4 separate regions of the Mus musculus genome follow, and regions 1, 2 and 3 are each linked to region 4. A link is a loop called in an ENCODE intact Hi-C map of the cell type or tissue named here. Cell type or tissue: heart. All regions are shown on one strand. Region 1 holds the start of Gm31763 (predicted gene, 31763). Region 2 holds the start of Jmjd1c (jumonji domain containing 1C). Region 3 holds the start of 1110002J07Rik (RIKEN cDNA 1110002J07 gene). Region 4 overlaps Reep3 (receptor accessory protein 3).

Evidence for each region. A loop is a pair of places that touch in the nucleus more often than their neighbours do. Peaks named below come from ENCODE experiments on the same cell type or tissue, not always from the same donor. Only the 100,000 strongest peaks of a DNase experiment are listed, where the experiment ranks them.
Region 1: a loop joins it to region 4, with 3 times the contacts of the local background. A loop is called at or near these places in 6 of 42 quality-filtered maps.
Region 2: a loop joins it to region 4, with 1.9 times the contacts of the local background. A loop is called at or near these places in 2 of 42 quality-filtered maps.
Region 3: a loop joins it to region 4, with 2.7 times the contacts of the local background. A loop is called at or near these places in 3 of 42 quality-filtered maps.

Annotation. Positions count from the first base shown.
Region 1 is chr10:67,001,994-67,006,993 of GRCm38, forward strand. It overlaps Gm31763 (predicted gene, 31763), which reads left to right and starts at 3,082. Exons shown (of 7, transcript NR_110511.1): 1 at 3,082-3,136. RefSeq lists an enhancer at 1-3,354. In heart, no CTCF peak of the experiment used is centred here; DNase peaks (open chromatin) are centred at 878, 1,468, 2,128 and 2,908; H3K4me3 peaks cover 3,243 bases; H3K27ac peaks cover 3,693 bases.
Region 2 is chr10:67,123,649-67,128,648 of GRCm38, forward strand. It overlaps Jmjd1c (jumonji domain containing 1C), which reads left to right and starts at 3,440. Exons shown (of 26, transcript NM_207221.3): 1 at 3,440-3,774. The coding sequence starts at 3,610. Gm46228 (a long non-coding RNA gene) reads right to left here and starts at 1. Exons shown (of 2, transcript XR_001779789.2): 1 at 1. In heart, no CTCF peak of the experiment used is centred here; DNase peaks (open chromatin) are centred at 2,983 and 3,593; H3K4me3 peaks cover 2,513 bases; H3K27ac peaks cover 2,178 bases.
Region 3 is chr10:66,917,112-66,922,111 of GRCm38, forward strand. It overlaps 1110002J07Rik (RIKEN cDNA 1110002J07 gene), which reads right to left and starts at 3,273. Exons shown (of 5, transcript NR_138561.1): 1 at 3,059-3,273; 2 at 1,268-1,278; 3 at 565-719. In heart, a CTCF peak has its summit at 3,100; DNase peaks (open chromatin) are centred at 3,400 and 4,430; H3K4me3 peaks cover 1,950 bases; H3K27ac peaks cover 2,513 bases.
Region 4 is chr10:67,056,091-67,061,090 of GRCm38, forward strand. The region is part of intron 2 of Reep3 (receptor accessory protein 3); the gene reads right to left. Among named protein-coding and RNA genes, the nearest start is that of Reep3, 38 kb to the right of the region's middle. In heart, no CTCF peak of the experiment used is centred here; DNase peaks (open chromatin) are centred at 471, 1,811 and 2,401; H3K4me3 peaks cover 535 bases; H3K27ac peaks cover 1,239 bases.

The sequences.
Region 1 (5,000 bases), 54 kb before region 4:
ACAGGGCCTATTTATTTGAGTTTCCCTGAAGGGGTGGGGGTTGAGGGAAGGCCTGGCCTTAAGACTGCCATCGTCTGTCTGAAGAAAAAAGGACCACCCTTTATCATCATGGTTGTGATTTCGTTTTTTGCCATTATGATATCCACTCCTATCCCTCGGGGCTCTGATCTTCTGGTTGTTATGACCAGGGATGTTATGAAAACCTTAAAATAATCCGAGGACAACTTTATGAAGGGCAGCTTAAACAAGTTGAATGGAAATGATAAGTTCTTATCGGACCATCCAACAGACGCAGGCTCTCTGGAACAGCCAGCCTTGAATCCTTGGCAAATGCAGTTTGCTGAGCAGGTCGCCAAAACTGCTCACATTACAGGGGAAAGGCCTCCTTCGCAGGGCACACTTCTCCAGACACGTTCAAGTTTTGGAGAAAAAGGAGAGGGTACTTGTAGCTCCTCCCACTTTGGGTGATGGAAGAGGGACCAGAAGGAGCAGTGGACAACCCGGACTAGAAAGGTCTGCATTCGAAACAGGAACAGAGGGCAAAGTAGAGGGGAGACTCCGCTCTAGTCACAACCCACCAACAGCGTGCTTTCCCCCTAGTTTCTTCTCCAGGGTTCCCTCCTTCTGCCATTACCTCCTGGGGATCCAGGATTGTTAACTCCCACGCAGTGGGTTTATCACGATTGCAGCCTACTGGCAGGACGCCATTATCCTAACGTCCCCAGGAAAGCTCCAGTTACCCCGACAGATCCAGCTCGCTCCCTGAGGTGGAATGCCCATCGCCTCTGGCATCTGGAGCCGGGCTGCGAAAGGGAGGGACTGCCTCTGCGGGAGCCCCGCCCCCGTCCTGGAACATCTGGGTGTGGAGGTTAGCACTCCAGTTGTGGCTTGCCGGCCGCCAGCTGTGCGCGCTCCCGGTCCTAGACTGGCGGCCCCACGAGTCTGGGTGGACACGTGGGAGGGGCTGAGACTTTTCCTTGTGAACTGACTTTAAAACCAGGGGAATCTCAAGTCCAGCTCCCAGCATGGACCTACTGGCTTTCTCGCACGTTCCGTCTAACGTAGAAATTTCCAGTCCAACCCCTTGGCGCGTCTCAAACCTGCACAGGAAACTTATTCCTATAAGATAAATCCAGTATTTTCATCTGACGACCCCTGGATCTTGCACTGGGACTCCAGCTGGGCCCCAGACAGTCCCATATGGGTGGGTAGAGGGGAGCAGGGTTTTTCTCTGGGGGTTTTCCCTAAAGAATCTTTGACCCGAAGTAGATTCCACATTTGAAGTTGGGGATCTGATCCACCCTAAACTGGCAGTTCAAGCCGGGAGAAAGTCCTGTTGAGGGCTGTGATTCAATCCCCCTGGAATGTGCTTGGAATAACAATGGGGACTTGAAAGCTTTTTATGGCCGAGGTATCTGGTGGAGACCAAGCAAGCGGGTTCGGTTGCGCTGGCGGACCGCCGAGGGGGCAGCCTTGCCTAACGCCGGGCTGCGTCCTGGAGCATCTGGTTTGAATCAGCCCCTGAGCATTTCTTTAGGCTTAATCTACCACCCTGCAGAATCGACAGAACAGGACAAACCAAATATATTCTGGGCACTCCAGTAATAGCTAAACCCAATCACGTTTTACTGTTGGGACTTCCAACTGCCCCCAACGTACAACTGTCGTTATTTTATAGATATTGCGAATTTAACTTCCTTTTTAGAGCTGGTGGGTGGACATGCACAAGCACGGCTCTGTTACCCTTCTTTTTGTATGACGCCTTGGAACAGTGAGAGGGGTCTAAAGCCAACATATGTGTTGTGTAGCACTAAAGAGATAGCCACACTTCCCTCCACGCCCTAACTCAGAATTCTGAACGCAAGTTGGAACAAAGGCAAACGTGTCTGAGTGTAAAGGGTGAGCCAGGAGCTACAGTCGTAGGGGTAAATAACCTTGTTTTCTCCTTCAGCAGTGGCCGCTACCAAATCCCCGCTCTTGGAAGGTGGCCAACTGTCTGTCGGGTGGAGGGTGCAGCTAATTAGAGAGAGTCTATAAACCTCTCTGTCAAAGAGGGCATGTGACCTTCCCCCCAAGTCTAAACAATAAAGGCAGCTAGCCTGCAGGCACTCAGCACCGCTGCCCTGCGGGTTCCCTAAATAGGAACAGGATGAAGGCCGGGCTGAAGGGGTTACCGAGGCTCTCTGCGCTCACACCAGGAGGAATCGGTCACTCTGCTTCCCAGTATAACTTTCTTCAATTACTCCCTCCAATCTATTTAGAGGAGTGCGGGCTTGCAGAGAGCACATTGTCTAATCTAAATGAGGAAGCAATTATTCCTCGCTGCTGTCAGACGTGCTTGGAGACAGTTGGGTCAAAGATCAACCTGCTGTCATGTGACTTTACTCCGCACTTGTGAAAGATCAACCCTTACCGACAATTATTCAGCCTCGCTTTTCTGAAACAGTCCCCCCCCACCTCCGTTAACATTTCCCCCTTCTTACTCTTTTGAGCATCCTTACACGTTTTTCTAAAGTAAACACAATACCTCTGTGCATTGCTTAAGGGTAAGTATTAAACTTTTGTGCCGGTTCTCAGAAGATTGCAAAATGGGGCACATTGCCTTCCTGTCTTTGTCTAAATCTCCCTGCCTGGGAGCCTCTTTGCTAGCTTTAATTTTATACAGCATGTTGTAAACTATAAATAACACAGCTCTACTTTCCTAGAACAGAGCATATGGAAACTGTCGTCTGCGGTACGTCCCAACTGTAGTTTCAATTTAAAGACTGAGTAAAATTAATCCCCTGTGTGAAACGGTGTCGCACCGTTTGCGTGTGTATTTTATTAGTTGAAACCCAGTATGGAGGAACACCAGGAATTTTTGGTGTCGGGAACGGAGCACATAAAAGGGTTTATAAGGTGCAGTTTGAAGTGGGAGAGGCCAGGAACTGGAGGCTGGTGGGAGGGCTAGGAGGAAGGAAAGCCCTTCCTGAGGGGGCTGCTTCTCTCAGTAGCCACATCCTCTCTTCAAACGCTTCCTGTTTGGTCTCAGCCAATAATGGATGGGCGATTTATTTTTCCTATTCAGTTTAAAAGCATCTTCTCTCTCTTCTCTGAAGCTAAAAGCCAGATCAATGAACACAACAGCTGATTCCAGGTAATCCTCCGATGAACATCGGAAACTTCGGGGGTATTTATAAAAGCATTTCTAGGTTAGCCTTTTCTTTTTTCAGTATTGCCATTCCCGAAGTATAATGAAATGAACCAAAGTCCCGAGTTCCCAACAATACGACGTGGGAATTATTCTCTGGGTTGGCTGGTTGGTTGGTTTGTTAAGTAAGGATGGTACATGGTCAGCAAGAAACACAAAGGGGCATCTGAAGCCGGGGTGTAGTTGTTCTTTTCCCACATAAGCTACAGCATCTTCGTTGTAAGATAACAAGAGCTAAGACGTGAAGTTTCTACATAAAAAGACAGTGAAAATGGCTTTATTTTGAGGTGGAGTTCCTTTGAAAATTTAATTTTTAAGAATATTGAGACAGCTACTGTACATATGTCAACTTGGCTAGGCCATTCTACTGATTTAACTGATACAGTATCCCTTCTCTTTCTGTCCATCTCTTCTCTTCCTCTTCTTCCCCTCCTCCTTTTTTTGTTTTTTTAAGAGGCGGGGTCTCAGTAAGCTAGCCTTGGACTCACCACATAGACCAGGTTTGCCTGGAACTCAGAAAGATCCACCTGTTTGTGCATATTGAGTGCTGGGATTAAAAGCATGCACAGGGGCTGGAGAGATGACTCAGTGGTTAGGAGTGCTGACTGCTCTTCCAGAGGTCCTGAGTTCAATTCCCAGCAACCACATGGTGGCTCACAACCATCGGTAATGGGATTTGATGCCCCCATCTGGTGTATGTGAGGGGGGTGACAGTGTACTCATATAAAATAAATAAATCGATCAATCTTTAAAAAAAAAAACCATGCACAGCTACTCCTGGCTTTAATCCTCATTTTCAAGATGACATCATGAATGAATAGACGCTCAGATTATACTCCATAATGTGGGTGGGCCTCATCCGAATCAGAAGAAAAGGGACTGTGGTCAGCACCATGTACCTGATCTCCAAAGAATTAACTCTTCCATTGCCCTCCAGCCCACTAAGCTGCCTTGTGAAGTTTGATCTTGTCATCCTCTAGAATCAGGTTAGCCAATTACTTATAATCTATGTGTATAAATGATATCTATCTATCTATCTATCTATCTATCTATCTATCTATCTATCATGTACTCCCTCCCTCCCTTCCTCCCTCCCTCCCTCCCTCCCTTCCTTCCTTCCTTCCTTCCTTCCTCTAATGCTAGTGTTTTTCTGGTGAACTCTAGTTAATCCAGAGTACCTACTAATGATTGCTGGTAGAACCATGACCCTCTTCATCCCTCAGGTTTGACGTCATGTAAGTTAGGCCTGGCCTGATGTAGTTTGAGAAGGTGCATCACAGTAGAAGATCATCCATCCACATCCACTCCTCTTCTCTAGACCCTGGCAGTTGGAAGGAAATACACTCTCTTCCCCACCCGCACCCCAAGCCTATCCCTGATCTTCGCCTCCTCTCTCCCCAGCCTTCTCTGTTAGTATTCTCCAAAGGAGTCAGTTGAAAACATGAAATTCACTATACCAGAGGACTTGACCATTGAAGGTCATGGTGAAAATCTGCAAAGTTACTAAAAATGTAGTGATATTTCTTCTGTTCCAGGACTGGAGGGAAATCCGGAGATGGCTCAGTAAGTAAATGTTATTGTCTCTGAGCCTAAGGACCAGAGTCCTAGTGTCAGCAACCAAATGGTAGAGAGGACAGATTCTTATAAGCTACAGACACACACAGGCACAGAGACACACACACACACACACACGCGCACGCGCGCGCGCGCAAACACACACAGAGATACACAGACACACACAGATCCTTCTCAGTGAGAGGGGAGGCTGGCCTGAATTAGGAAGTTGTGGAGAGCTGAGTGAGATGCTCAG
Region 2 (5,000 bases), 68 kb after region 4:
CAGAGGGAGCTTGTGGGTTCAGTAGAAATATGGCCCTGCAGGAACCAGACCTGTTTGTGGAGTGAGAATTTGCATGTGGCTTGTTTTGTTTTGGTGGCAGTTAATAGTTGGAGCATTTCTGGGAGGGTGTCTGTAGAGAACTTGCTGGAAGACACCCTGGAGAGAGTTGCTTCGTGTGTTCCATCCTTTGTTTCCATTCCTTTTTTCTTGGGGTTCCTCTTGAGCAGAGTAGGAATTTTGTCTTGTTATTTATAGATTCTAACTTTCTAGTACTTTATTATTAAAAGCCAAGTCTAAATGAGGAAGTTAGTAAGTCCTGGGTTCCTGTGCAGCCAGCCACACTAGAAATAGAAAGTAGTGACCATCAGTAGAGAATGCACAATTAGAAGCTCAGTCGAGATTGCTTGTGGGTTATTCCTTCCTTTCTTCCTTTTGTATTACCCCCACCCCCAAGAAGACAGAAATCAGACTCTTATGTTGGCTCCTGCAGAGATGAGGCTGCTCTCCTTGGAAGGCTGACAGTAGGCAGGTGTTTGTATAGGCTCCCAGAGACTGGCTTTGGAGTTTGTATCAGATTGGTAGTTTGCTAAAGAAATCAAGGCTTTGCTTGGGAATTATAAATCCTTATATCCGTTCTTTTCATATTCTAATGGAACAGCCAGGCATTTCTGCTGCAGCCCATGCTTAAAGGTATTTTTAGCACTGTTAGGTCTGGTGAAATGGGATAATGCAGCGTGACATGAAGGCAGCAAGAGCACGTAGGCAGAACAGGAACTCTGAATCACAACTCTTGATTTAGAAATTCTGAGTTCTCTTCGGTTGGAGTAAGAAAAGGTATGTGTATGGTGGTGTATCACCTCAAAGCCTGTATTTAGGAGGCTGAAGCAGGAGGATCCCAAGTTCAGGCCAGCCTGGCCTACATAGGGAAGAGAACTTGTCTCCAAAGAAGAAAAAGACTAAAGGAGAAAAGACATTGATTGCACTGTATCCATCTATTAATCCATTTCATAATAGGCTCATAGATGCTGGGAGCAGAGCTTGCTCTGTAGACCATGCTGGCCTGGAACTCAAGGGGTCTTTATAAAATAAGGAAAATCGTAAATGAAAAACAAGAGTATTTTAAGGGTATTTAGTTGCTTTTCCTGTTACTGTGACAAAATACCTTGACAGAAGCAGAGTGATGGTGAAAGAGTCCTCCCTCCCTTCATCCCACAGTCATGGCTACACAGTCCATGGTGTAGGGAGGGCATGATGGCAAGAATGCCAGGAACATCAGGCACCCACAGTCAGGCTCAGGAAATGAGTGTTCCTCCCTCCCTCCCTAGTCGGTGGGCTCCTCTGCCTACAGAAAAGATGGCCTAACACCTCTAATCTAGGTTAACCCTCACAGACAAGCCTGCAGGCTCCTCTGCTAGGTGGGCGTGTGACCCATGACGACTGAATCCAAGGTTTGAAATCTCATGTTAACACTTTTAATTCCATATTATTTATAGTTAGGATTTGCTAGTAAAATTAAACAATATACCTACTCCTTAAAACAAAACAAAACGCCAGCAAAGAAATTGAAAAACAAAACAATACAAAAACTTTTAAGGTCTATTCTTTTGGGGAAAAAAAAAAAATCAAGTTTCTCAAGGTAGACTAGCATAAAACCTAAATGTCGGCTGTAGTATTGGGGTTGTAGGAGAAAATTTGAGCTGTAATTCTCAAGTACATTAAATGTATTAAAGCTGCCTGTGGTGGCATACACTTGAGAAAAGCAAGAGCGTGCGCTCAGATAAGCCCCATGATTAGCTAGTAAGAAATGCTGCTGTGGGGATCTGTGGCCTGGGAAAGCTGTTTCTCTCCAGAGTGTTGCTTTCGTTGTCTTTACATGCTTTTTAATGGACTGTTTTCCTTGTAGTAGTATGGTGTCATTGACAGTTGGGGATTAAGCAGTCTTCTTTAAAAAATAAAAGAGAAACAACAACAAAAAGACTTCACCCACACTGGGACCCCAACCCAGACCTTCCCACCAAGTAGGCAAGTGCTTTGCCACCCAGCAGCACCGTCTGTCCCCAGCCCCAATTTCCTTTAATGATTACTTTGTGCTGCAAGTTATAAAGCAGGGAGATCACTGATGGTTGGTATTTGAATATGAGACTCCGTTTAAACATCTTTATATGTGCTGCACTCTTTCAGTGGCTTGTTTTATTGGGCTTACTAACCTTAGGTGGGAATGAAGGAATCCAGAGCCGACAGCATGCAGATTTGTGCAGTTTTCCTAGCATCAGATGCCCATTATAGATGGTTGTGAGCCACCATGTGGTTGCTGGGAATTGAACTCAGGACCTCTGGGAGAGCAGTCTTAACCGCAGAGCCATCTCTTCAGCCCTGAGCTGATCTATTCAACTGACTTTGAGAGTTTCCAACTCTCCCACCGCCACTGTCTGTCTGTAGCTTTAACAGTTTAGTTTAAATGGTCTACAGATATGTCTTTTGTATTTATTGTAAGCACTCAGTGCTATTGTAAGGGTTTTCAGAAAGCATGGGGGGGAGGAAAAGATTTTTATAGGATTAGATGAATTTTTGAAGATGATAATCCCTGGAAAACGGCAGATTGAATTTTGATTCCCGTTTTCACAGATCTTTAAAATACAAGCATAGCGGTCGTCAAACTTCTCACTGCTATCTTGAAAGAGAGACTTGCCTGTGAGAACTGAGGAGCGATCAGAAGAGGAATTCCTAGCTGTCTTTGTCTGGGTTATAAAGTCCTGTTGTGATTGGACGGGAAGTAAAACCATCATTTATTTTCTTCAAGTGTGATTGGCTAAGATTCTTTTCTTTCCGTGGTCTTTTCCAGTAACTGACTCTGGAGCTTTCCGTTTTATTACCTATGTTCTAGTACGCGGAGTACTCGGGTTGGCTCTGAGACAGTTTGTGAAATTTAAGGATGTCGGTAACAGCTCGCGGTGGAGTGTCTAGCGTTCCTGTAAGAAGGCGGCACGAGGTGTAAATCTCCGAACTGCTCCAACACGGAATTAGAATTGCCGCCGGGAGGAATGCTGGTTTAGAGCCGCGGGCCGCCGAGGGGGCGCGGTGGGGTGGGCGGCGCGGCTCGCCCGGGGCCGCGCGGGGATCCGGGCTCCTTGACGACGGCGCTATGTGTTCGCACGGCCGTCGCTCCTGACATGCGGACCTCCGGGAGTTGGCTCTGCGACCGCGCGTGGGAGCCGAGCCCCGTCCCCGCACTCGCCCCTCCGAGGGGGCGCAGACGGAGCGGCAGAAGCAGCCTGGCTGCTGTCCCTCGGCGGCCACCTCTCGAGGCCGCAGCGCAGTCCGTGGGCGGCACTACTTGGCGCGCCCGCCGACGCCGACCCCCACTCCCCCGCCCGCGGAAGGACACGCGGCGCGGCCGGAGGGGCGGAGGGGTACCGGCCGCCTGAGCGGCCGCGCGCTCATTCCTGTCAGTTTGCCTGTGGGCCGCGCGTGAGGTCGTGGGCGGCGCGGCTCCGGGTCGTCGAGCGTGCAGGGGCGCTCTCGCTCGCGGGCCGCCTCGCCTGCGGTCGGCTCCTCGGCATGGGCGGCCGGTAGGAGCGGGCTGCGCTCGTCCCCGGCGCAGTGGCGGCCATGGCGGTGGAGACGCGGCCCGAGCTGGTGGGGAAGCGGTTCCTGTGCGTGGCGGCCGGCGAGGACGCGCGTCCGGAGCGCGGGCAGAGCGGCTGCGGGCGCGGCTGGCGGGCGGGGGTCATCCGAGCCGTGTCCCACCGCGACCGCGGCCACCCGGACCTGGCGGTGAGAGCTGGCGGGCAGCATGTGGCACGCCCCTCTGCGCGGGGCGGGCGGGCGGCAGGTGGGGCGGGCGGGCCCGGCAAGGGGAGCGCTGGCTGCTATGGCCCGACTCTGCCGGGCAAAACCATCCTGCGTTTGGCTTTCCAGCCGGAAACGATAGAAATGTTTTTGGTACGAGGGCTAGTCGAAATTATTTCTCCCTTTCTCCATCATTTTGTATTTTGTTTGTTAGAAACGGACAGTGCTTTAGGGAACTCCGGCTCCTGAGTCTTATATGGCTTCACGAAGGCTAGAGATAGTGTAAATTAGGGGTTTGAACGGCATTTAGTACTTCTAAGTAGCCTCCCCTACATTTATCAGTTACATAGGACACTGTCAGTGTTACCTTTCAGGAGAATAAATGTGTATTTATGATTTCGTGCCAGGATACATTCTTTTGGTCACAAGCGCATTCTCATAAGGGAATGGGATTGAGTGAGTAGACTGGAGATAGAGTTGAGTAAGTAGAGTGGGGGTAGGGAATATTAAGATATTCCCCCTTTGCATTTAGATCAAATCCACCATAAAATGCAAAAATAGTCACCATTTTGATATGGTTGTTGGAAGTTTCGAGTGTGTTCTTGCAAACCATTCCTACCTGCTATCAATTCCATAGTTCCCCACGCACTGTATTATTAGTTTAACCGTGTAAAATAGGCTTAGTTGTGAATACTTATAAGAGGAATTAAAAATAGAGACAATTGACAAAACTCCGCATGGCAGTTCTTTGTGCTAAAGGAAAAAAAGAACCCTTAAACTTTACTCATCTTAATGCTTACTTGTGATAGCTTCACAAAGCCGTTGCTTTGTGTTTGTGTAAAGATGCCGGAACTCATTTCTCTTTCCGCTTTGATATGAAAATTGAAGATTTTACGTGGAGGATGCCTGGGTAATGGCTTAGACACTAAAGCAAACACGGAACAGAATTATGTACTGTGTTCCTATATACGTGAGAATTAGGAAATTAGATTAGATAGTATTGGAGACAGTCAAGTTCTGAAACTGTTTTTGAAAGGTCTGTTGGAAAGAAAGGGATACAGAGGGAACAAACATATTCCAGTTGCCCACCTCCCTTATTTTTCCAAATAGCAAGATAATAAGGTGGTTGCTTAGAAGTAACAATTGTCAGGCAGTCACTGCTTTGAATGGGTGTAATCCAAAATCGTGGGTGTGGTGTGGGAAGATGTCAA
Region 3 (5,000 bases), 140 kb before region 4:
CCCTGAGCCATCTCTCTAGCCCCTAGCCTACTTAGTTTATTATCCAATAATATATAAAAAACAATCTTTACATTTACTGTTAATCATCGCATAAAGTACACCCTTGCTAAATAATATAAAAAAGAGACCTGATGTGTAAACATGCCTTCCTTTAGAGCTGCTAGAGGTGAAGGTAAGAAGTAAAAAGATTTAAAAAGTGTTTATCATGGAACTAGAAATTATAAGTTGACTGATAAAAGAGCAGAGCCACTAACTTCTAGGACATGACTTGATTTGGAAGCTAAACACCGGTCAAGTTATTCTCCTGAAACTGACCTCCGAGTGTAACAGTTTAATATTGAAAACAATGACTGGACAACCTCTAAAGGAGCTGTCTTCCCGCCCAGCTTACAACGTGAATTTTTATGTTGTCACGTTTTGAGGCGAGGCCTCCTGTATCTCCACATTTTAGTCGCTGTTCCGTTGCTGTGACAAGACACTGAAGGCTGCAACTCTTATAACTGGGGCCTAAACTCACTTAATTAAACTCACTTAATTAAACTCACTTAATTGGGGCTGGCTTACAGTTTCAGGGGTTCAGTCCATCATCATCGTGGTGGGAGCAGGCAGGCAGCTGGCAGGCAGACATGGGGCTAGAGAAGGAGCTTGCAGCGACATCCTCATCTTCAAAGGCCACTCCCAGTGACATGCTTCCTCTAACATGGCTACACCCTCTAGTCCTGTCAAATAGCACCATTCCCTGGTGACCAAGCATTCAAATCTCTGAGCCTATGGAGTCATTCTCCTTCAAACAACCTTGAACTTCTGCTCCTCCACACCCAGGCTGTGCACTCAGGTTAAATGCAGTATTGGGGATGAATCCCAGGGTTGCATACACTCTCCCAGCCCCCAGCAACCAACTTGCAAGTTGAGTTCCGTCCTCAGATCCCATCAACTGCTTGGTTAGGCCCCAAGGTTTGTTTTTATTATTGTTATTACTACTATTGTCATTATAGTTAGGGTTGTTTAGGTTTTTGTTTTTTAGATTTGTTTAGTTTTATGTATATGAGTGCTCTTTCTGCATGTATACCTGCCTGACTGAAGAGGGCGTCAGGTCCCATTACAGATGACTGTGATTGCTGAGAATTGACCTCAGGACCTTTGGGAAAGTGGCCTGTGTTCTTAACTGCTGAGCCATCTCTCCAGCCCTATAGTTAGGGTTTCTATTTTTGCAATGAAACACCAAGACCAAAAAACAAGTTAGGAAGAAAGGATTTATTTGTCTTACCTTCCACATCACTGTTCATCATCGAAGAAAGTCAGGACAGGAACTCAAACAGGGCAGGAACCCAGAGGCAGGAGCTGATGCAGAGGCCATGGAGGGGTGCTGCTTGCTGGCTTGCTCATCATGGCTTGCTCACCTTGCTTTCTTATAGAACTCAGGACCATCAGCCCAGGGTTAGAACACAGTGGGCTGGGCCCTCCCCCACTGATCACTAACTAAGGAAATCCCCTATAGCTGGATCTCATGGAGGCATTTCCTCAATAGAAATTCCCTCCTTTCAGATGACTCTAGCTTGTGTCAAGTTGACCTAAGACTAGTTCAGGGCACTTACCAATATTTAAAAGCATAAAAAGAGAACGATGTCTACTCCACCCTAGGGACCCTCAACTCTAGTAGCAACTGGCTTGAGCTGTTTGATGAAGGATGAAGGTAAGGCATGAATGCTTTCCAACTGGGATGCAAGGTCAAATGTCATTAATTACGTCCCCTGATAATATGGCTGGCTGGTCCAAGAGGTCTGGAGTGGGGGTGGGGTGGAGGTGGAGTTAGACCTTCACACACCCAGTCACCCCAGGAATGTCAAGGATGGATCACACATAGATGAGGTGAGGAAGTCATGCCTGGAATGGTGAGGATGGATCACATATAAATCAAACTGTTAGGTCTCAAACCCAAGACAAACAGCTAACAGAGGTTACTATTACCATATCAAAGCTGACCCTGGCCACCAAGTTTTCCCACCATCCCTGAGTCTCTACCCATTCCAGGGTCCTCCTGGCTGGCATACTCCACCCCATACCCTAAACTTCTCCAGCCACGAGGCTGGACTGGGTTTTCCCTTCCCCCAGCCTCTCTGGCTCCTATACAATTCAGCCATTTCGGTTACATTATCTCTTAGCCCAGGCTACCCCTCTTTGTTAGTGTCTCCTTTCTTGCTTTCCCTGCCTCTCTCTCTCCACATAGTCCAGCTCAGTCTGGCAATGTTCACTCTGCACTCTCCCAGATGCCTCTTTTTGTCCATATTCTGTATTCTCTCTTATGTCTGTCACAAACCTTCTCCTCCACCATACCTAAGAACATCCTGAGCTCCTCCCATTTCTTTCTCTTTTTTTCCATCCATAAATCATCCCCAGAATGGTGAAGATGTGTACGGTTAGCACTCTGTCTAAATTCCATCTTACAATTACCTGGCAACAGCCAGGTAGGCCTGGCCCACTACAAAAGGGGCTGCTTGCCCCCTCCTCCCTCTCTTACTCCTTCCCGGCTTGCTTCTCTCGTGCCCTCTTGGGCTCTTCCCTTCCCCCTTCCCTTCTCCCTCTCTCCCTGTGGTCATGGCCGGCCTCTACTTCTCTGCTCTCTCTCTCTCTCTCTCTCTGCCTTTCTCTGCCTCTACTATCCACTTAACTCCTCTCCCCATGCCCTGAATAAATTCTATTCTATACAATATAATAGTATAGAATGTGGCTGGTCCTTCAGGGAGAAAGGATGCATTGGCATGGGCCCACTGAGGCACCCCCCCCTCACCACACCCCCATAGAACATGTTCTTATACCTCTTTGTCTTTTTATAATCACATTGTGTGCCACACAGATGAGGTCACCCCAGGAATGGAGGGTAGATCACATATAGATGAGGTTACCCCAGAAATGATAAGGATGTATCTCACATGGATGAGGTTACTCCAGGAATGGTGAAGATGCATCACACATCGATGAGATCACCCCAGGAATGGTGAGAATAGATCACACACCCAGTCACTCCAGGTAAGGACGAGTTACACAGAGATGAACTCACCCTGGAAATGGTGAACGTGAGCCCCCTACAGAGAGGGTTAGGGCATTTGCTGAAAATCCCTGCCACCGAGATCAGAGAAAACGGAAAAGGTTAAATACGGAAGAGACCTTCAAAGGTCACCTCCCTCTTTGCATGGAAGAGGAAGCCAAGGTCCCAGAAGGCTGCGTATCTCTCACAGAGTGCATTTACAGAAAAACCCAACCCAAGACTGCAGGCGCCTTCCACTGAAGTAACAGAAATGGGAAGGGGAAAAAAAAAAAAAAAAAAAAAACACTGAGTGAGTCAGGCGAGCGGGGGACACGGTCTCCCTTCCCCCTACCTCGGGGTGGTGGCAGGCAGCCAACTGGAGCTTGCTGCATATTTAATTTAAACCTTTGTCTGCCCTGGCAAGGACAAAGTACAATCTGTTTTATGTAAAAAGTCTTCCCTGAGGAAAGCCTCAGCCTCCAGCTGCGAAACTGATTGATGTTCTTAACTCCTCCCCCCCCCCCCCCCAGCCTCTGTGGGGATCCGAGGTTGCAGTTTCCAAAAAAAGAGTTGGGGGGGGGGGGAGGAAAGCACTCCAAACAAACAAGCAAAACAAAATTTCTTGCTTTTATTGTGTTACTCTCAATCTAGGAGAATTAGCCTGAAACTAGAGGGAGAAGCCTACAAATAAAGCCTATATTTTACAAGCCGATTTCAGAGCCCCAGATGGGAGGGGCTGGGACAGCAAGCTGCCGCGGGAGGCTGGAGTCTCGTCTAGGAGCTTTGTCTACAAGCTCCTTCTGCCTTGCCTTAGATGGCCTAATCTAATCAATACAGATACCAAAACGTCCTAAAGATGCCTTAAAGTGAAGCCTTCGTGTCAAGGAACATCACCGTTGGAAATGGTCACCGAACGTGAGATGGAGATTAGGAGTCACCTTGTTTTGAGAGCTCTGTGGATTTCCGGGTAGCCTGTTTCAGAGACCCTGATTTGGGAGATCATATGTCTTGCAAAACCAAGGCGTGCATTGTTGCAACTCAGTTTGGGGTCACCTCCAAGTGTTCCTGGACCTTCTAGACTTCTGCCTTAGACTGAAGCACTTAGTGACCTCAGTCTCAGCTGGCGCTCAGTGTTCAAAGGTTAGCGTCGAGGTGCGCTGAGGAGACCCAAAGGGGGCGGAACCACCCTGCATAGCATTAGACTTTTAACTCTGCTCCCGCCCTCGGTCCCCTGTATCAGATTGGTTGGAAGGAGAGCGTGGGTTAAGGGGGCATGGACCTGCCTTCCCCTTTCTGGTTCAGGAGCCAAACTTCATCTTGGAGTCAGAACAAAGCCATGGCCGGATCACACTAAGGAGCTCCAGCCTGTTTTGGGACAGAGCCAGGACCCAGAAACCATTGCCATGAGCCACCAGCTGGCTGCGGTCCCGGAAAACTTGTGCAGCTGCCGCACAGGCCAGACTGGGCCTGCACACTGTCACAGTGCCAGGCCCTCCATTAAGGCCCCCGTCTCCGCTCACACCCAACTTGCCCCGCGTACTTTGGCATCCTCCTGCCTTGAGGTGTGCCCTGGGATTACAGGGGAGACTTCAGAACCACCGAGTGACCTGCCTCCTCTTATCTTTCTGGGAATTACACAGTTGTTCTGGAACCCCTTGGAGAGGTCAAGGTAGATGGCTCCAGTCGCTGGTCTGATGAAAATGGAGGATTGAATCATTTCCCTTAACTCTGTGTGGTCTAATTTAAGTGCCTGTCATTAGTACTTCTAAGGAGAACACAGGCGCCCTAGCCCTGAAAACTGAAATCCCTCTCCGAAGGCCCTAATGATGGGGACAAAAAAAAAATCAATGAATGGCCACATTCACAGCTGTTTCCAGAAGTGTTTCCTGCTTTCTTGGACATTAAGCTCCAGTAATAAAGTTAACAACAGTACAATCATCCCGAGAAAAGGTCAAAGAAGAGGAAAATCTGTTTT
Region 4 (5,000 bases):
TGAGGTCACGTTGGAAACTCAACAGAGGACTAGAGTCATTGCTGGGCCTTTTAATAAGTCATCTCCCAAAGGCCTGTCCCTCCTTTGTTCCTTGTTCACAGTAAATCTCAGGCCCAAATGTCTGATTTTAACTTTCAAGTACTGTTTAGCCCGTCTTTCCTTGCTGCACTCTCCAGTATTCTTAGAATAAGAAAACCGGTTTCCTAGAAAAGCTACAGCAATTACACACGACTTGGAAGTAAACACTCTCATATTTTGGAATCTTTAAGATGTATGAGCCTGGAAAACTTTGCAAAAACCCTATTAAATCTCCAGTAAGCTTGCATTTCAATTACTGCAAGGCTGTGAGCATCTAAGTAGGCCATATCAGCCACACCATACAGGAAATTATATCCCAGGAAAGCTCAGCTTTAAAAATAGGCAAAGGAAGAAAGGAACGCTGCCAAAACACACAGAGCTCTCCCGTTTGTTTTGATTTGCACACGGCATCTGTTTTATCAGGTGCAACCTGCCGTTTGCAGGCTTTGGGGGAGTGGTAGTAGTTAGGGTGGGAAGAAGTAAATGAGTCCAAAATGTTTGCTTTCAGAACGTGCTTTTGAAGTAGATATCAGCAGAATTTAGGTCAGGACTAACTATCACAAAGACGCTGGGTTTGGGGATAAGCGTTGAGAATGGGCTTGTACGTGCCCTAACCCGGCAGAATTCAAGCTGAGGAAACAGATCGGTCCTCCAGGAACACATACAGGCTCTTGCAATGCACAGAATGTAGCATTCTGCAAGCACCGAGAAGCCAGCTTTTCTGTCTTACAAGTTCATTTATTCAAAGTTCTGACTAATTACTTTATACCAACTATGTTCTAGGTATCGAATAGTACAATTAAAGTAGCCAAACCCTTCCTATGGTAGGAGACAGACATTAAGGGATACAGTACCGGGCAGCATAAAGAGATATTGAGATCAGAACACAGACATGCAAAGAGGTTTACTACTGCTAAGAAACTTCCACAGGAAAAAAAATAAAGTGAGTCTACAGATCTGCCAAACATGGCAGGACCAGTTTAAACAGGATGGCTCTATTTGGTGAAATTTAGGTGAACACAAGAACACTGTATTAATGTCCTGCTCTCAGAGAAAATAAGGGCTATTAAGATTTTTTTTTCTCTTCCAATTTTTTACAGGACTTTCAAATACTTTCTAATTTTTTTTTTTTTTTTTTTTGACTCAGGGTTGCTCTGTGTAGCCCTGGCTGTCCTAGAACTGTCTCTGTAGACCTGGCTGGCCTCCAACTCAGAGATCTGCCTGCCTCTGCCTCCTGAGCATTGGGATTAAGCCAGGGCCAGCCCTATGGAAATTTTTGGTTGTGAGCCTAGCCTTTAATGGGTGAGCCATCTCTCCAGCCCCTATCAAAAATTTTTAACCTCTCAGTTCACAGTTGATCTGAGAGCTTAGAGGTCCTGCCTCAATGCCTTGCTAAAAAATAGCCAAATCACTGTGGCCCCCAAAGTGTAAATTAATCCCAAGAATGGTCACTGGCCGGTAATGAAAGCTGCCCCAATTTTTATGTGGAGTTAGAATGTCACCTATGTTAAAAAAAATTTAGATATTTATTTCCATTATTTTATGTGTACGAATGTTTTGTCTGATGTGTACTGTATGCCTGCCTGGTGCTCTTGGAGTTCAGCAGTAGTTACTGAATCGCCTGGAATGGAATCAGGGATGTGAGCTACTGACAGAATCTAGGTCGTGTGCCATCTCATGTGACTTCTCTCCTGTTCCATCACCTTTGCTTTTAAAAACAGGAGCACTGTTGGGGCTGGGCATGGTGTGCACTCCCTTTCATCCCAGTACCTGGGACACAGAGGCAGGCGGAGCTCTATGAGTTCAAGGCCAGTCAGGTGCACACAGAAAGTTCTAGGGCAGCCAGAGCTACACAGAGCTCCCTGTCTCAACAACAACAACAACAACAACAACAACAACAACAACAACGGCAGCACGGTAGAGCAGAGTGATTAGAAACCCAGGAGTTCTGGTGTGGACTCATGCTGTCCTACAAGGTCCTCCAGGGTGAATGGACAGCAAACACGAGTCTGGCTGGATATTATTGGGGTTGGTAGAATGCTGCCTCCTTTCCTGGGAATAGATCCCTGTTTTAATTCCTACAAAATTTAAGTATATTAGGCTATATGAGAAAGAGAAAATAAGGCGGCAGATGGAATTAAGGCCAAGGATCAGACAACCTTGGGGGGTGTGGGGTGGGCCCAGTCGTTCATGAAGGACCATACAAGAGGAAGGAGGAGGCAGAAGGCTAAAAGCCCAGTGCTGGCGGCATCCAAAGATCTCAGCCCCGAGCTCTTGGCTGCAAAGACACAGGGACTGAGCCTCAAGCCAAGGAATGTGGGCAGCTTCCAGCTCTGAACGACAGATCTTCCACGGGAACCAGAGCCTTGGGAGGGAACACAGCCAAGTGGACCCATTCTACATTTCTGAACTCTAGGGATGTCTGGGATTAAATATTTTGTGGCTTTCCATCTAGAGTAGTGTGGTGGCTGGGACGAGCAGCAGCTCGACATGGTGATATGCAGAAGTGCTCTGAAATTTGTGGGGAGTAATTAAGCACTCATCCCTCATTCCAGGGGATGCACACACTGCACCTCAAGCTTGGTTTCTCAGAGTCTTGCTGTTAGACGAGTGAGTGACGGAGGTCTTCAATGATGTATTCTATTCCTTCCTGGTTTTGTTGTGCCAGGAAGCATTCGTGAACCCCAAAAGACCACTAAGCAGCCGTTTTCCATGTAAGAACATTAGGGTCTCTTTATTACAAGCTTGGGCTCTCTTCCAACCCAACCCCGACACAGCAGGATGGGAAGGGAAAGTGGAGCAGCCTCAACCCTCAGCAGGACAAGGTTTTATAGGAAATGGAAGTAAGGGAGGGGGGTGTCTATCCTGGCAAGTACCTAACTGAATGTCTACTGTAAGTCGACAGGGGGGTGCTCTGAGGTAAGACAATCACAAACAGTCTGAAAGTGCATCTGAAACAATCAGATTAATCTTTGATTAACTGTTGTTGGAAGTAGCTAGGGAGGAACTCAGACAGTGGACTAGCTGAGCTGTGGTATGTGGGTGTAGCTTGGGTTCTATTGCAGGTCAAAAATCTCAGTTTTTTTTTTTTTTTTTTCCTTTATGATAGAGGCCGGTCCCAAGATGGAGTAGGTTTGGCCTCCCAGTTCAGTACCTGTTCACTTTTATCACTCACTGTATTTTCAAAACAGGAGTTTTGAATTTAATGGATTCTCTTATGCAGGCTAAGTTATTTTTAGCACATGAGGGAGAATTAAAATTTCAGAAGCATGTTATCTCTAATTGTCTTACATGTTCAAATAACCCAATAATAAATATCTGAGTGTGTTATTAAGGGAATAAAGCAGATGAAGTTACATTTTCAAGTGGAGCTGAGTGTGGGGACACATGCCTTTGATCTTAGAACTTGGAATAGAGAGACAGGAGGATCAGGTGTTTAAGGCCAGCCTCAGCTCGCTACTTAGTGAGTTAGAGGCCAGTATAGGCTACTTGAAACCATGTTTCTAAAAGAAAGGAAAGGAAAAGAAGAGAAAAGGATAACACAAAAAACCTGATGCATAGTGAAAGTGGAGTAATCATTGTTTTATAATTAGATCAACCTCTAAATATACATTTTTTTAGTATTCATTTATACGTATAGGTAATTTATTTATGCTTCCCTAATACTTTTATATTCTTATTGCTGTCCATTTAGCTTGCTCTTTGGTCTACCTATCTACCTACCCTCCTATCTGCTTACCTATTTGTCTTTATCTATCTATCTATCTATCTATCTATCTATCTATCTATCTATCTATCTATTATATATGTATCTATTATGTATGTGTGTATGTATCTGTATGTATGTATCTATTATGTTTGTATATATCTGTATGTATGTATCTATGTATCTATCTGCCTGTCTAGTATGTATGTATGTATGCATGTATGTATCTACCCATCTATGTATATATGTATCTATGTATCTATCTACATACTATCTATCTCCCTATCTACCTACTTACTTATCCATCCATCCATCTGCGATACTGAGTCTGTGTCTATCTACCCACCTACCTATCTGCTTGCTCGTCTCCTTGTCAATCTACCTGGGACAGGGCATCTATCTATCTGTCTGTCTACCTATCTATTTTCTATTTGAGACACATAGAGTCTCTTCATTCTGTAGTCCAGGCTAACCTCAAGTCTTCAGTGATTCTCCTGCCTCATCTTCCAGAGTGCTAGGACTGCAGGCCTGGGCTTCTACAACGGGCCCTGGAATGCTTTAGGTGAGACGAGCCCATAGCTGAAAGATAGACCACCCAGTTCTTCAACCGTACAGTTAGCTAGAATCAGAGAAAGATCCCGCTGAGTACACACTATAAAGGAGCTTCCATTTATTAAGGTCTGGCCAGTAGTATACCCCATGGCTCATAGTCTCATGGCACTTTATAGATGAGGGGTTATTCATACATTTTTGCTATTGGAAAGAGGATTCCAAGTAAAGAATTACACAGTAGAGCGAGCGGTATTTCATGTCCATAGAAATGAATAATAATCAGTGTTACACTCATATGTCTCTGGGGTTTTGCATCTTTGTTTTACTAGGGGCTCATTTCCATTGTATTTTTACAACAGTAATGGTAAATGACTTCCAGGGGAACCAAAACCAAACTGGTTCATCCCCAGGACCACGAAACACAAAGCAAACATAACCATACAGGTCCTTCACCACAGGCAGCTTGAGAAATCCTGGAAACGGAAAGCAAGTGTTGTTTTAAAAACTAATATAAGCCAGTAGTATAACACGGCACTTGAAATATTTATTACGGCACCTATTGAAATATGCCCCTTCAAGCTACTTATAAAATGAATTTAAATTAGTATGACTTAATATGCTTCCATGTCTTAAGACTATTTTCCCAGCCCTGGATCCAAGAGAT